Linked DNA regions of Homo sapiens: all the other regions are linked to region 3. A link is a contact called in ENCODE Hi-C or POLR2A ChIA-PET data. All regions are on one chromosome and are shown on one strand. Each heading gives the region's core, a stretch centred on a gene start or an enhancer-like site at or near the end of the contact. The rest is flanking DNA. Distances are from core to core; before and after follow the strand shown.

Evidence for each region. A loop is a pair of places that touch in the nucleus more often than their neighbours do. ChIA-PET counts read pairs that join two places held with the same protein, here RNA polymerase II (POLR2A). Pooled maps may share reads with other maps.
Region 1: a map of CD4-positive, alpha-beta T cell shows a loop between it and region 3 (4-fold over the local background). The contact joins the promoter of PARP11 here to the promoter of TULP3 in region 3. A Hi-C loop is called at or near these places in 2 of 168 maps with a recorded cell type or tissue (CD4-positive, alpha-beta T cell and naive thymus-derived CD4-positive, alpha-beta T cell), 1 of 37 single-sample maps with no recorded cell type and 8 of 50 pooled maps.
Region 2: a map of CD8-positive, alpha-beta T cell shows a loop between it and region 3 (11-fold over the local background). The contact joins the promoter of DCP1B here to the promoter of TULP3 in region 3. A Hi-C loop is called at or near these places in 3 of 168 maps with a recorded cell type or tissue (CD8-positive, alpha-beta T cell and naive thymus-derived CD4-positive, alpha-beta T cell) and 9 of 50 pooled maps. POLR2A ChIA-PET finds 5 or more read pairs at or near these places in 1 of 52 experiments (AG04450).
Region 4: a loop to region 3 is called in a map of B cell, with 12 times the contacts of the local background. The contact joins the promoter of CRACR2A here to the promoter of TULP3 in region 3. A Hi-C loop is called at or near these places in 1 of 168 maps with a recorded cell type or tissue (B cell), 2 of 37 single-sample maps with no recorded cell type and 8 of 50 pooled maps.

The regions. Positions count from the first base shown.
Region 1 is chr12:3,872,046-3,874,911 of GRCh38, forward strand. PARP11 (poly(ADP-ribose) polymerase family member 11) reads right to left here and starts at 1,354. Exons shown (of 8, transcript NM_020367.6): 1 at 1,167-1,354. The coding sequence starts at 1,184. All of the region lies in intron 1 of PARP11-AS1 (PARP11 antisense RNA 1), which reads left to right. RefSeq lists a silencer at 1,022-1,131 and enhancers at 1,803-2,323, 2,324-2,843.
Region 2 is chr12:2,003,162-2,006,490 of GRCh38, forward strand. DCP1B (decapping mRNA 1B) reads right to left here and starts at 1,296. Exons shown (of 9, transcript NM_152640.5): 1 at 1,121-1,296. The coding sequence starts at 1,270. It also overlaps a transcript of CACNA1C not described here. RefSeq lists enhancers at 378-1,017, 1,342-1,571.
Region 3 is chr12:2,889,359-2,892,224 of GRCh38, forward strand. It overlaps TULP3 (TUB like protein 3), which reads left to right and starts at 1,533. Exons shown (of 11, transcript NM_003324.5): 1 at 1,533-1,630. The coding sequence starts at 1,590. It overlaps RHNO1 (RAD9-HUS1-RAD1 interacting nuclear orphan 1), which reads left to right. Exons shown (of 3, transcript NM_001252499.3): 3 at 1-166. RefSeq lists an enhancer at 929-1,108 and a silencer at 1,379-1,428.
Region 4 is chr12:3,751,444-3,754,513 of GRCh38, forward strand. It overlaps CRACR2A (calcium release activated channel regulator 2A), which reads right to left and starts at 1,666. Exons shown (of 20, transcript NM_001144958.2): 1 at 1,572-1,666. RefSeq lists a silencer at 1,401-1,900.

The DNA.
Region 1 (2,866 bases), core at 104-2,603, 980 kb after region 3:
TGGCCATAAAGAAATTCTCTAATCTACCTTGCCTGATAGTAGGTCGCTAAGACCCTCATTCCAGAAGGGACCTTCCTCCTCCGTAGGAGGAAGAAATGATACACAGAGAGGCCAAGAAGAATCTGAACAAACAGACCTTGCTGGGCTTCCTTCCTCAGTTTATTAACATTAGAGTATATCCTTTGTCCAGTCACATTTTTACACAGTTGTCTATTCTTCATGGGTCCTACGCATAAAAATAGAGATCTCCCTGGTCTCTGAAGTGCCTGGTGGTGTAAAACTTTGATTAGATTTGCTCTGCTTTTACCTTGTTAACCTATCTTCTGTTTTAAGGAGTGGTGGCTGTGATCCTTACAATGGGTGGTGAGGAAAGGTACTAAAGTTTTCGGCCCCTACGTTGCACTTTAAATAAATAAATGTATAAAAGCAAAGTAGACAAAGACACATGAAGTCATAATGAAAATACCAGAGTCAGCCAAGGAAGAAGGCAGACTTGCAGTTGAAATGCTCCAGATCACTTTGTCCACCGAACGAAAACATCTAAGAACATACAGTCCATACTCCAAGTTTTAAACGACTGTCCACCAAGAAGGGAAAAGGAGAACTGATGGCTCCTCTTAGGCCCATTCAAGACAAGGGGGTCCCAATTCCCTTGCTTTAGACTGGTGGGACTGGCAGGTAAACCTGAGGCAAATGACTGACTACAGGTTCCAAGGCCAGTTACTCCAATTAGAAAGCAAAACACAAAGTTTCAAAAAACAGTGAAGGCAGTCGGGAGGCTGAGGCACGACAATCGCTTTAACCCGGGAGACGGAGGTTGCGGTGGGCCGAGATCACGCCACTGCACTCCAGCCTGGACAACAGTGCGAGACTCCGTCTCAAAAACAACAACAACAACAAATGGTGAAGGGATGAGGCTGAAACATCACGGGAAGTAAAATAAATAATTGTAACAAGAAAACAATAAAGCATTGGAGAATCCACCCAGGCACTTCCACTGCTTAAAAAGGTACAGACTACAGAAGCCAAAAGGCCCGGGAACTCCGGTCCCGGAACTCAACACCCAGACTGAAGCGAGCGCGGGGAAGCAGTTCCGGTGACCCCCTCCCGCCCCTCTCTCATCAACCCCGCCCCCTGGGCCCGCCCCGTCCCGCCCGGCTACTCACTGGATTCGCTTCCCACATAACGGTGACAAAATCGAGCGGAGAGAGCCTGTGGGAAGGGGCTAGCCGCGGGGCCTGGGTGTTGGATTTTTTTTTTTCCCGCGGGTCCCCGGGAGCGAAGGGACGGAGATGCAACCTTTACGAAGGCCTTCCTCCTCCCCCTCCCTGTCACAAGCCAGCGTTTACAGACCACCCAACCTCCCGACTTCCGCCCGACGTTGGCCAGTCAGATCTGTCTCCGCCCCACTCCTACAAGCTCGCCCCGCCCCTGCACGCTTATCCATACGCGCGCGGGCGGTCGTCCTGGGCGGGGCTTGCGAGTCTGTGTCTGACGAAGGAGTTTAAAGGGTTTCTGGTCCAACTGTATCACCCAGTGATCTTAAAGCCACGGCTGGCTGTATTTCTTTCCTATGAAACAAATTTTTATTGATCACCGTGTAACGACCAAGAGTCACACAGGCCTGGCAATGGCATTTGGGAGAAACTTCATAATCTTTCAATATCTTCATCCTCAAAATGGAGATGGTAGTAATATCTCCCTATGAGTGAGATTATTGAAAGCATTTAGCACAGTATTTGGCACACAGAGTTCAATAAGTGACGGTTATTTGCTCACAAGGGAACCTTTACATACTATCCCTGCCCTCAAGATTTTATAATCTAGAAAAGAAAGCAAAAAGTAGTTTAGAAAAGTTAAAAAGTGCAATATGATTTATAGGTAATATGGTGAATAGAGAGTGCTATGCGAGCATATTTACCTAGAGTAGAGTGTCAGGAAAGCTCCCTCAAGATGTTTAAAACCATGAGGATGTATTCCTACTGATGTAAAGAGAGCTAACAGAGTGAAATAATCTTCCATGCAACAAAGGATCTACCCCATAGGAAATGAAAATTAAACAGCTCATTATAGATCCTTCTGGACTTTTCTATGCCTCTACACATTGAAAAAAATGTAATCAAAGAATACCTATAGATTTAGAACCTGATTTTTTTTTCACTTTAAAGATTATGTGGCTATCCTTCCATTCCATTAAGTTTAAATCTGTTTCATCATTTTATTTATTTATTTAGGCAGAACCTCGCTCTGTCGCCCAGGCTGGAGCGCAGTGGCGCCATTTTGGCTCACTGCAACCTCCGCCTCCCGAGTTCAAGCGATTCCCGTGCCTCAGGCTCCTGAGTAGCTGGGATTACAGATGTGCGCCACCACGTCCCGCGAATTTTTGTATTTTTAGTAGAGACAGGTTTTCGCCATGTTGGCCAGGCCAGTCTCGAACTCCTGACCCCAGGTGATCCACCTGCCTTGGCCTCCCAAAGTGCTGGGATTACAGGTGTGAGCCATCTTGCACCCGGCCATATTTTAAAGTAGACTCATGGCATTCCATAACTTATGCGTATACTACGTACACACAAATAGACACACACATTTGAAATAATCTACTGAATAGACGTTTGAGTGGTTTTCTATTTTTCACTATCCCAAAAAAATCCTTCAACAGGCATTTCTTCACATTTGTCCATTTACTTCTTGGAATTAATTCCTGGAAATAAAATAGTTTACTAAGAGATTATTTTTGCCAAATGGTTGACCAGTTGCCCCCATGTCATTTAGTGAATATTCTTTCCTCACTACTTTGAAGTGCCACTGTTAATTACAACCTAAATTTGCATATACATATACATAGGTATACATACACGTATATATC
Region 2 (3,329 bases), core at 46-2,545, 890 kb before region 3:
TTATGTTAATGATTTTCAGGTGAGTTTTTTACTACAGGCTGCTGAACTATACTGCAGATAAGTAGGCTTATGAATGTGGGTGTTAAAAAAAATACAGAGTTGTTCAACATGGATGTTTTCCTAGATTAAGTTTTGATGTTTATACAACCGACTTGAAGAACACAAAAAGTTTATCTGAAATCCATTCATCAAGGCTAAGTTCTCCATACTGTTTTGTAACTTATTTTAAAATGATGGATATCATGTATGTGATACATAATGGATGATGAATATTATTTGGACAAAACTCATTATGAGTAAAGAAACAAAATTACATGTCTCTACATTCGAGTGGGTGGGTTACAAAATTACAAGCAGCAATCCCTGCAACAGGATTCCAGTGTTCTAGGCTTCTACCCCATTCTAACTATGAGGAAAATGAAATTTCATTCCATTACCATTTACTGGGACTCTGCTTTGAGAAGAGCACTAAAATAATTTGGCTCCCAAATGACCTCCAATATCGAACTTGGTGTGCTGCCGTGTAATAATCTTCCCAAGAGCATCAGCTTCCTTCTAAGTGTTAGACCCTGCCCCATTTTGTCTTTTATTTGACGAGGTTGGCTCTTTTCTTGGTGTTTCCCCTTAAGTTTACAACTTGCAGATTTCTCCCCTTCTATCAAGTTTTGATTTCTCTTTGCCCCATCTAAGACTGACATTCCAAAATCAGAACTCTGCACTTTTATTCGTCTGCTGTCCCTGCCTCCCCCATAGCCACAGATTCACTGTAACAGAACTCTGCTCTACTTTCTCGAGCACATCGGTCTTCCGGCCATAAGGTATCAGGTCCTTCCTTTCCTTCGGCTCTTATGGTGCCGTACCCGATCGGTCTGGTCTCCCAGCGTTGGGTACGTTAGAGATTTAAGTCTTTTCCCCAACTCCAGGTAGCTCCACAGATCCGCCTTCCTTCCCCCAAACCCCCGAGACCCCATCTCCACAACTTCGGCCTCAGTCCCCAGATCCACCCACTTCCAGGGCGTCAACGTCTCCTCCCCCTCACCGGGTCCTCAAGTCCTGAGTCTGACGCCCCCCGCCTCCACCCCAACCCTGGGCTGCACTGCTCCGCCGCGTCCGCACGCACCCACTCGTTGGCCCGATGGCCGAAGGTGTACAGAGCCACCTGGCTGGCCACGTCCACGATGCGGTTGATATAGGGGTCGTGGCGCTGCAGGGCCGCTAGGCTGATGTCGCGCCCCTTTCCCACCAGGCCGCCTGCCGCCACGGCTGCCATCTTCCCTCCCTCCCAGACATAGGCACGGGGCTCTTGGAAGCCACTCTCAATAGATCGCAGAACGAGCGAGCTGCCTCGCAACCGAGAACCCACGGCGACCACACGGCCCGGGAGGCCTTCCGGCTCCAGTCACCCCCACCCTCCTGCCCGCCGACAGACGCAAGGCCTCACTAATCGATGGCCGCGCCCCGCCCACTGAGGATCGTTGCCACTGGCAACGACAAGCCCAGGCCTGCCCTCTGCATCCCGTTTCTTTCTCCAAGAGCTGTTTTTCTACGCGCTCGAGCCTTTGAGCTGTGTGTGCGGTAGGATTTCCTTCTTGGATGTGTTCGACCCCTTGGCATATCTTTTCTTTGGCGCTTCAGTGATCAAATCTATCACAATAAATAAGCCTCGAGCATCAAGAACTCTGAAGAGAAAGAGAACTGAATTGATTTCTGAATGCGCTAACACCCAGTGGTTCTCAAAGTGTGGTGTGGTCCTGGAACCCTTTGGGAGTTTCTGAGACCCTTTCAGGGGATCTGCAAGGTCAAAAAAAAAACAAAACCTTTTATGACAATGCTGAGACTTACTTATTTGACTTGTTCACTGTGGTGACGTTTTGCAGACAATGGTGGTTAAAAGCGCCGGTGGTTTAACCCAATCAAGGCAGGGGCACCAAACTGTATTGCTAGTCAAAGTACGCGTCACTAATCTGCACTCTCAGTTACAAAAGAAAAAAAAAAAAAGAAGAAGGTAGAGAGCCAGTGTCACCTGATGGTGTTCTTGATAAGCAGTAAGAATTATTAATTTCATTGAAGCTTAATCCTTGGGTACAATTCTTTTTAACATTCTGCATGAAAAAATAGGAAATAGGCATAAAGCACGTCTGCTGCAAAATGAAGTGTGTCATATTTGTCTCTAGGAAAATACTTCTGTGCTTGAGTTGTAGGCCGAATTCATGTTTTTATTTTTATTTTCATAAAACATTTTTACTTGAAAGAAAGATGGGCAAACTATGATTATTCAAACAGGTACTTGACAGACATTTTTCTGAAAATAAATAAAGTGTGCCTGTCACTTTCAGGAAAACAAGGGACAATTACTGCTGCCAATGATAATTTTTAAGCCTTCAAGCCAGAATTAAAAGTTTAGAAAATGTGTATCTACTGCCATGAGCTTGACATCTCAGTACTTAATGTTTTTTTTTCTGATGAGATCAGTGATGATATTAATGAGCGCAATTTTAACAAATCTTGTATAATGGAAAGTGTCAATATCTCAAAGATCTGCTTAACTCAGTGGTCCAGTATTTTCCAAAAGACCAATGTCTCATGCTACATAATCATGCACAGGCAAAAGATCCATTCAAGGACAAGGTGGACTAATGGATTTTTAATGTAACAGTATGAAAAGTTAATAGGATTTCAGATAGTACATTGCAGCTAAGCTTTGAGAAACTCCAGCTTGTCAAGTTTTGGTATATTATCCAAGAAGAATATCCACAATTGTCTGAAAAACTCTATTAAAATATCCATCTCTTTTCCAACTACATTATCTACATATGAGGCCAGAGTTTCTTCATATACTCCAAACAAAACACACATAGCCCGGGGTCTTTAAAGTTATTTTTAATTTCCAATATGGTAAATATAGGTGGGTATAACTCACATAAACAAAAGTTCTCTGAGGGAGTCCTTAATAATTTTTAAGAGTGGGCCAGGTGCGGTGGCTCCTGCCTGTAATCCCAGCACTTTGGGAGGCTGAGGCGGGCGGATCACAAGGTCAGTAGTTCAAGACCAGCCTGGCCAACATGGTGAAACCCCGTCTCTACTAAAAATACAAAAATTAGCCAGGAGTGGTGGCAGGTACCTGTAATCCCGGATACTCGGGAGGCTGAGGCAGGAGAATCGCTTGAACCCGGGAGGCAGAGGTTGCAGTGAGCCGAGATCCTGCCACTGCACTCCAGCCTGGGTGATAGAGCGAGACTCCATCTCAAAAATAAAATAAATAAAAAGTAATTAAAAAAATAATTTTTAAGAGTGTAAAGGAGTCTTGAGACTAAAAAGTTGAGAATGGT
Region 3 (2,866 bases), core at 283-2,782:
GAAAATGGTTTCTTAGAATAACTGTTCAACTGTGTGTAAATAAGGAAAGTTTTCAATGAGTATTACTTATTGTAATTAATGCAGAAGGACTTCCCCAGTCAACCGAATGTCTCGGCCTTTTACTCAGACAAGTAGCATCTCATTAAACCCATTCATTTAGCATTCATTCAGCTGGACCTACTGTGTCAGGTCCAGCCCCAACTAGATCAAGCAGGGATTACTGTATATTTTACAGATGGGAGTTTGATGCAGAGAATGAACCATGCACAGGTCACACAGTGAGTGCACGCTGACCCAGGCAGTGTAACGGTCCACTCTCAGCGTGTGCCTCCTAAAGTACTAACTTGTAGGTTCAAAACCAATGTGGAAACAACTTTGACCTTAGAACGCCATAAAGCCATTTGTGCAGTGACTTGTCAGGACTCAGGATGTTTTGTAGGGACTATAATGTGCATGTCGGTAGGGAGAAAGGGACTGACATTTGGGGACGGGATTTATTGGAGACAAGAGTACACATTTAGACAGGGGCTCTCACGGTGGGCTATGGATGTTTGAGGAAGGCCCACAGGAGGTAGAAAGGTAGATGGAAAGAGTCTCCAGGACGGGCCCACGCCTGTAATCCCAGCACTTTCGGAGGCTGAGGCGGGTGGATCATTTGAGGTCGGGAGTTAAGAGGCCAGTCTGGCCAACATGGTGAAACCCTATCTCTACTAAAAATACGAAAAATAGCCAGGCAGTAGTGGCCCCTGCCTGTAATCCCAGCTACTCCACAGGCTGAGGCAGGAGAATCGCTTGAGCCTGGGAGGCGGAGGTTGCGGTGAGCTGAGACCGGGCCACTGCACTGCAGTCTGGGCGAGAGAGAAACCCTGTCTCAAAAAATTAAAGTCTCTGGATTCCCTCGTGTGCTTTAGGGGAGTCTGTAGAGCAGGTCTAGGAATGACCTAAAAGCTTGGGCTGGAGTAGGGGAAGCTTAAGTTCTGTGCAGTTGAAGTTCAAGGCCAGCCTATGGAAGATGCGTTTCACTGGGAGTGACTGATGGAGTGGAGAGGGTACCAGAGGGGGTCCACGAAGGCCGCTGGTATCAGGGCAGGGGCCAGAATGGGAAGCGGCAGAGGTCTGTACATCCTCACAGGGCAGACCTCGGGAAGCGCTCTGGGTGGGCTCGGTAAAAATGGCGGGGGTGCGAGGAGCCGTTGCGTGCGTGGCGGTTGGTGCGGTATAGGAGACTCCTCTGACCGGACTCGCCTGCTGGCCGCGCGGCGGGCGAGGCCCAGGCAAAAACAAAGTCTTCCCGCTCAGTACCGGCCCCGCGAGGCGCTCCAGAGGACCAAGCCTTAGCTCGCGTCACCCCACCCCCGCGCAGGCGCGTTTAACTCCCGCTCGCCTCCCGCCCCTTAGCAACCCTCCCGCATCGTTGGGCCCCGGCAATAGCCAATGAGACAGGAGCCACGAGAACACGGACCAATCGGCGGCGGCGACAGTGTGGAACGCGGTTGCCAGGAGGCGGGACGCGGCGGCGTGCCAGCCTAGCCACTCTAGCGACGGCGGGGAAGAGTGTGTACGTGGTGGGGGCTTCCTCGGTGGCGGGCATGGAGGCTTCGCGCTGCCGGCTCAGTCCCAGCGGCGACAGGTCAGACAGGGCCGTGGCAGGTCTCCTCCTGAGCGAGGCGGAGGGGCGAAGCGAGAAGGCGGAGGTCCTCTCCGGGAGCCCTGCGGGGAGAGGGCGGGACTCGGGACTTGGCGACTCAGGGAGGGACTGGTTTCGGCGGCGGGAGGCGACCCCCTCGCCCTACTCCCGTGTGGGGACCCCTTTCTCAAGTGGAGCGGCGGCACTACATCCCGCGCCGTGGGCAGAGACCTTTGGTTCAGGTCCCTGCTTAGGAACTTCTGGAGTTTTCGTGACGGGCTCCCTCGGCCCCTCTGGGCCTCGGGTTTCCCTCGGGGGAGAGGCGCTGGCCCCGCTCAGCTCCCACTGCCCGGCGGTGTCACAGCCGAGAGGGGACCCAGCCCCTCCCGGGAGGCGGTGCGGGTGATGTTTAGTAGCTTGTTCTGACGCCGCTGCTTCGGACGGGTAAAGCTGAATTCTGGAGCAGAGTCCGAGGAGCGGAAACGCGAAACTTCTTTTTCCTCTCTGCTTTCCAGTGTTTGTCCCTGATTCGGGATGGTCTGACTGATTTGCCAGTGGGCCACACCCCTTGTTTGTGCGCCTCTTTCTCTGCCAGAGGGAGAGCCTCGGAAAAAAAAGGATCCAAAATCTCAGCGTGTCACTTTCTTGTTCGCTAGGTTAATGAGAAGTTAATGGGAAGCCGTTTGAAATCATTGGTTAGAAACTTTGGCGTCATCTGAGGATTTAAGCCCTACACGCCAACTGTATACCCCGCTTTTTATTCCATTACCAAGACAAAGATTTGGGGCCAGGCGCCTTGGAACACGTCTATTATCCCCAGCACTTTGGGAGGCCAAGGCAGGAGGATCGCTTGGTCTCAGGAGTTCGAGACCAGCCTGGACAAGATAGCGAGACCCCCATCTCTAGAAAAAAATAAAATAAAATAAAATCAATCAGTCAATCAATTAAAATTTGGCCGGACACGGTGGTGCGCGCCTGTAGTTCCAGCGACTCGAGAGACTGAGGAGGGAGGATTCCTTGAGCCCAGGAGTTCCAAACTCCTGTGTTGGGCCACTGAGCTCGCTAGCCTGGGCAACGCAGTGACATCCTGTCACCTTAAAAAAAAAATGATTTGACGTGTAAGTATTTAGTTTGATATTTCCACTAGTAGATATTTAAACAATTTTAAACCATTTTTAAAAATTGTCACAAAGTTGTTGGGGGTAAAGAACATGTATTTTCCTTTTTCGTCAAGTTCTA
Region 4 (3,070 bases), core at 416-2,915, 860 kb after region 3:
TTCCCTTCTTAGAAACCATCAAAATATCCCTAGGCTTAATAATGAAGTTTCTAGACTCGTAACACTCCAAGCCTCTGCCATCTCTCCCAGGCAGCACTCCTCACCGGATTGTCCACTACATTACTCCTTGCTCCTCAGGTACAACCCACCTTCACGGCTTTGCTCAGCCGTCCTTCCCCAAGATGCCCAGACCCAGCCTCCTATTCAAGGCCCGGCCTCAGTGCCACATCCAGGACGCCCTCTGCGAGTCACTCCTTCCAGAAGTAACCTCCCTCCTCCAAACTCCCTCTACACACTTTATAGTATAGAACCGAGAGGTGACAGGACCTCGGAAGCCGTACCTGAAGCCTCTCACTTATAGAACCGAGAGGTGACAGGACCTCGGAAGCCATACCTGAAGCCTCTCACTTATCACTTAAAAACTGCGCATGAAGTAGCTCTTATGGGCAAATACTAAACCATGAGGTTGTACATATTCATTTCACCTGAAAAGGGGCATGAACTCTGGACCCTTCAACAAAAATGCTGATTCCACGTGGAGCAAACTGCTCTGATTTCATATCCCTATGCCCACATCCTTGATAAAAAGACTCTTCGGTACATGCTGCTTTCTTCCAGAGACAAGGAACCCATCACCTCATGAGTTAGGTTCTTCCTCCTGACCCTCTGACCACCCTGGGGACTCCCACGGATTGGCTCTTTCTGTCCTCTTGAGTCACACAGAACGAATTCCTTTGAGACTCCTGGTGTCCTCCACAGAGCCAAACAGGGCAGGTTCCTAAGCACACTGTGTAAACAGATAAATGAACTCAGAGGGCTTTCCCACGTGGCAGGGTACATTCGCTGCATCCCGTGCATGCATGGGTGCACAGACACACACTCGCACACACACGGACACACACACACACACACGGACACACACACACAGACACACACACACACGGACACACACACACACGGACAGAGTCAGCACAACGCCTCTGAGCCACACAGCCAGGCCAGCACACGCGGGGGCCAGGGCGGAAGCCAAGCCCCAGCAGCCGCCCACTTCCTGACCTCCTTCCTTTGCTCTGGGAGGTTCTCTCTCTGTGTCTTTCTGACTGTCTGTCTCGGTTCTTTGTTTCTCGGCATGGCAACAGTTGTGGATGCTGCCTGCGTGGCCAGGGCTCCTAGTAGCACTGACCTGCAAGGTAGGAGTTTTGGTTCTTAGACTTGAGACCTTGGGCAAGTCACTTTACCATTCTGAGCCTCAGTTTCCTCATCTGTGAAATGAAGAGGCTGGATGAGGCTGGAGGGTTCCTAAGGTCCTTTCCTGACCAAAACCCTAGTGCTTCTCGGCTCTCCTCCAGTCCCGTTACCGAGTGACAGGGAGGGGAGCAAGGGCCAGGCCAGGCCTGGGGGTGGCAGGGGAGCCAGCTGTTCCCCCCCAAGGGCACACAGCCTCCATCCAGGCCCTCTGCGAGTTCCATGTGCGGCAGACACGCGCTCACACTTCGCAGCCGGAGGAGCAGGCAGGAAGCGCCGCCCCCCGGCCGCCCCGGCCGCCCACCCTCAACCTTCCTCCACGTTACCTTGGGCGTGTAGGCTTCCCGTGGACCTGCCCGCGCCGCCCGCTCGGCTCTCAGCTGTCAAGCAGCCGCCTGCTCCGCCCGACTCTTTCCGCTCCGAGCCGCGCGGGCTGGACCAGCCCCTCAGCGGAGCTGAACGGGAAGCGGCGCCCCCTGGACGCCCTCCGGGACGTGCGCGCGCCAAGCGGTGGGGTCCGGGCCTGCAGGCGCGACCTGAGGCCGCCAGGGAGGCTGGGTGGCGAGGGCGGGGCGGCTGCCGACTTAGCCGGCCTGACTGGTCGGGCTTCCGGGGTCCCGCTGCTCCCTAGGCCCCTTGCCCCGATTCAGGCTCCCAAGGTGGGGCATCAGTCCGGCCCTCGCTGGCTCACTGGAGAGGTGGTGTCTGGGAGTGCACCCCCGAAAACCCGGCAGCAGCCCGGCGTCACTCCGGCTGTTACCTCTGGGAGCAGAAACTAAAGGGGATCCTTATTCTTTATACTTTTCTGACTCTTCTATATATTCTACTGTGGGCATGAATCGTTAAAAACAAAACAAAACACCAAAAACCCAATACGTATTTGTTAATAAAGCACTGAGTAAATCTTCAAAGGCCTCCCGAGGTGCTCCGGCTGCAGGATAACCCCTCAGCTTAGCGCACAAGGCAAGGCCCACCCTGCCCTCTCCGGCCACAACCTAATTTTCCAGCCTCACCCTCTCTCCCTCACACACACACAACACTTTCGCTCTGGACACACTAGCTGTTGCCAAACACCAGCTGTTCTTCATGGCTGCTGGGAGTTCTTCTTTTTGCCTGGAACACCCTCCCCTTTCATCTCTGCCTGTTGAAATCCTACTCATCCATCCAGGCCCCTCTGAAATGTCACCTTTTTGGAGAACCCTTCCCCAGACACTGCCCCTGCAGAGTGCCCCAGTTCTTTCCTGGCAAGCCCATCTTTCTGGTACTGGTTTATGTAGTAGCATCCCCCTCTCACACGCGCTAAGTCCTATTCCAAGGTGGAGAGAAACAAATTAGCACTTACTGAGCAGCTGTTATAAATTACTCTGTGGAGTCCTTTCTTCTCCTTGCAGCCCAGCCAGCCACTAGCCCACAACCTCCCTCCACCCTGCCAGAGTTTCAGAAGGCTGTCAGGGGCTCTGAGGCCTGCCCTCTGGTGTGTCCCTACTGCGTGCCTTGGCTTTTCTGGCTCTGTCCTGGGTATGCTTCCCTGTGTCAACTCCCAAGGTCTGCAAGCTGGTGGCTTGACCTTCTCTCAGCCTTATGTGAGGAAAGAAGGACATTTCATTATCAGAATCTGAGAAGTGGAAGGGGCCTCAGAGATTATCCAGTGTAAAGCCTGCCCACCCATTTTACAGAGCAGAAAACTGTGACCAGAGAGATAAGGTCAGAGGCATCGGAGGTACCTACCATTGTTATTGTTGTTTTTAATAGTGTTAATACTTGCACGTTTAGATCGCCTTTCACTTCTAAATCAATGCGTTGTCATTCATTTGCCCCTTACAGT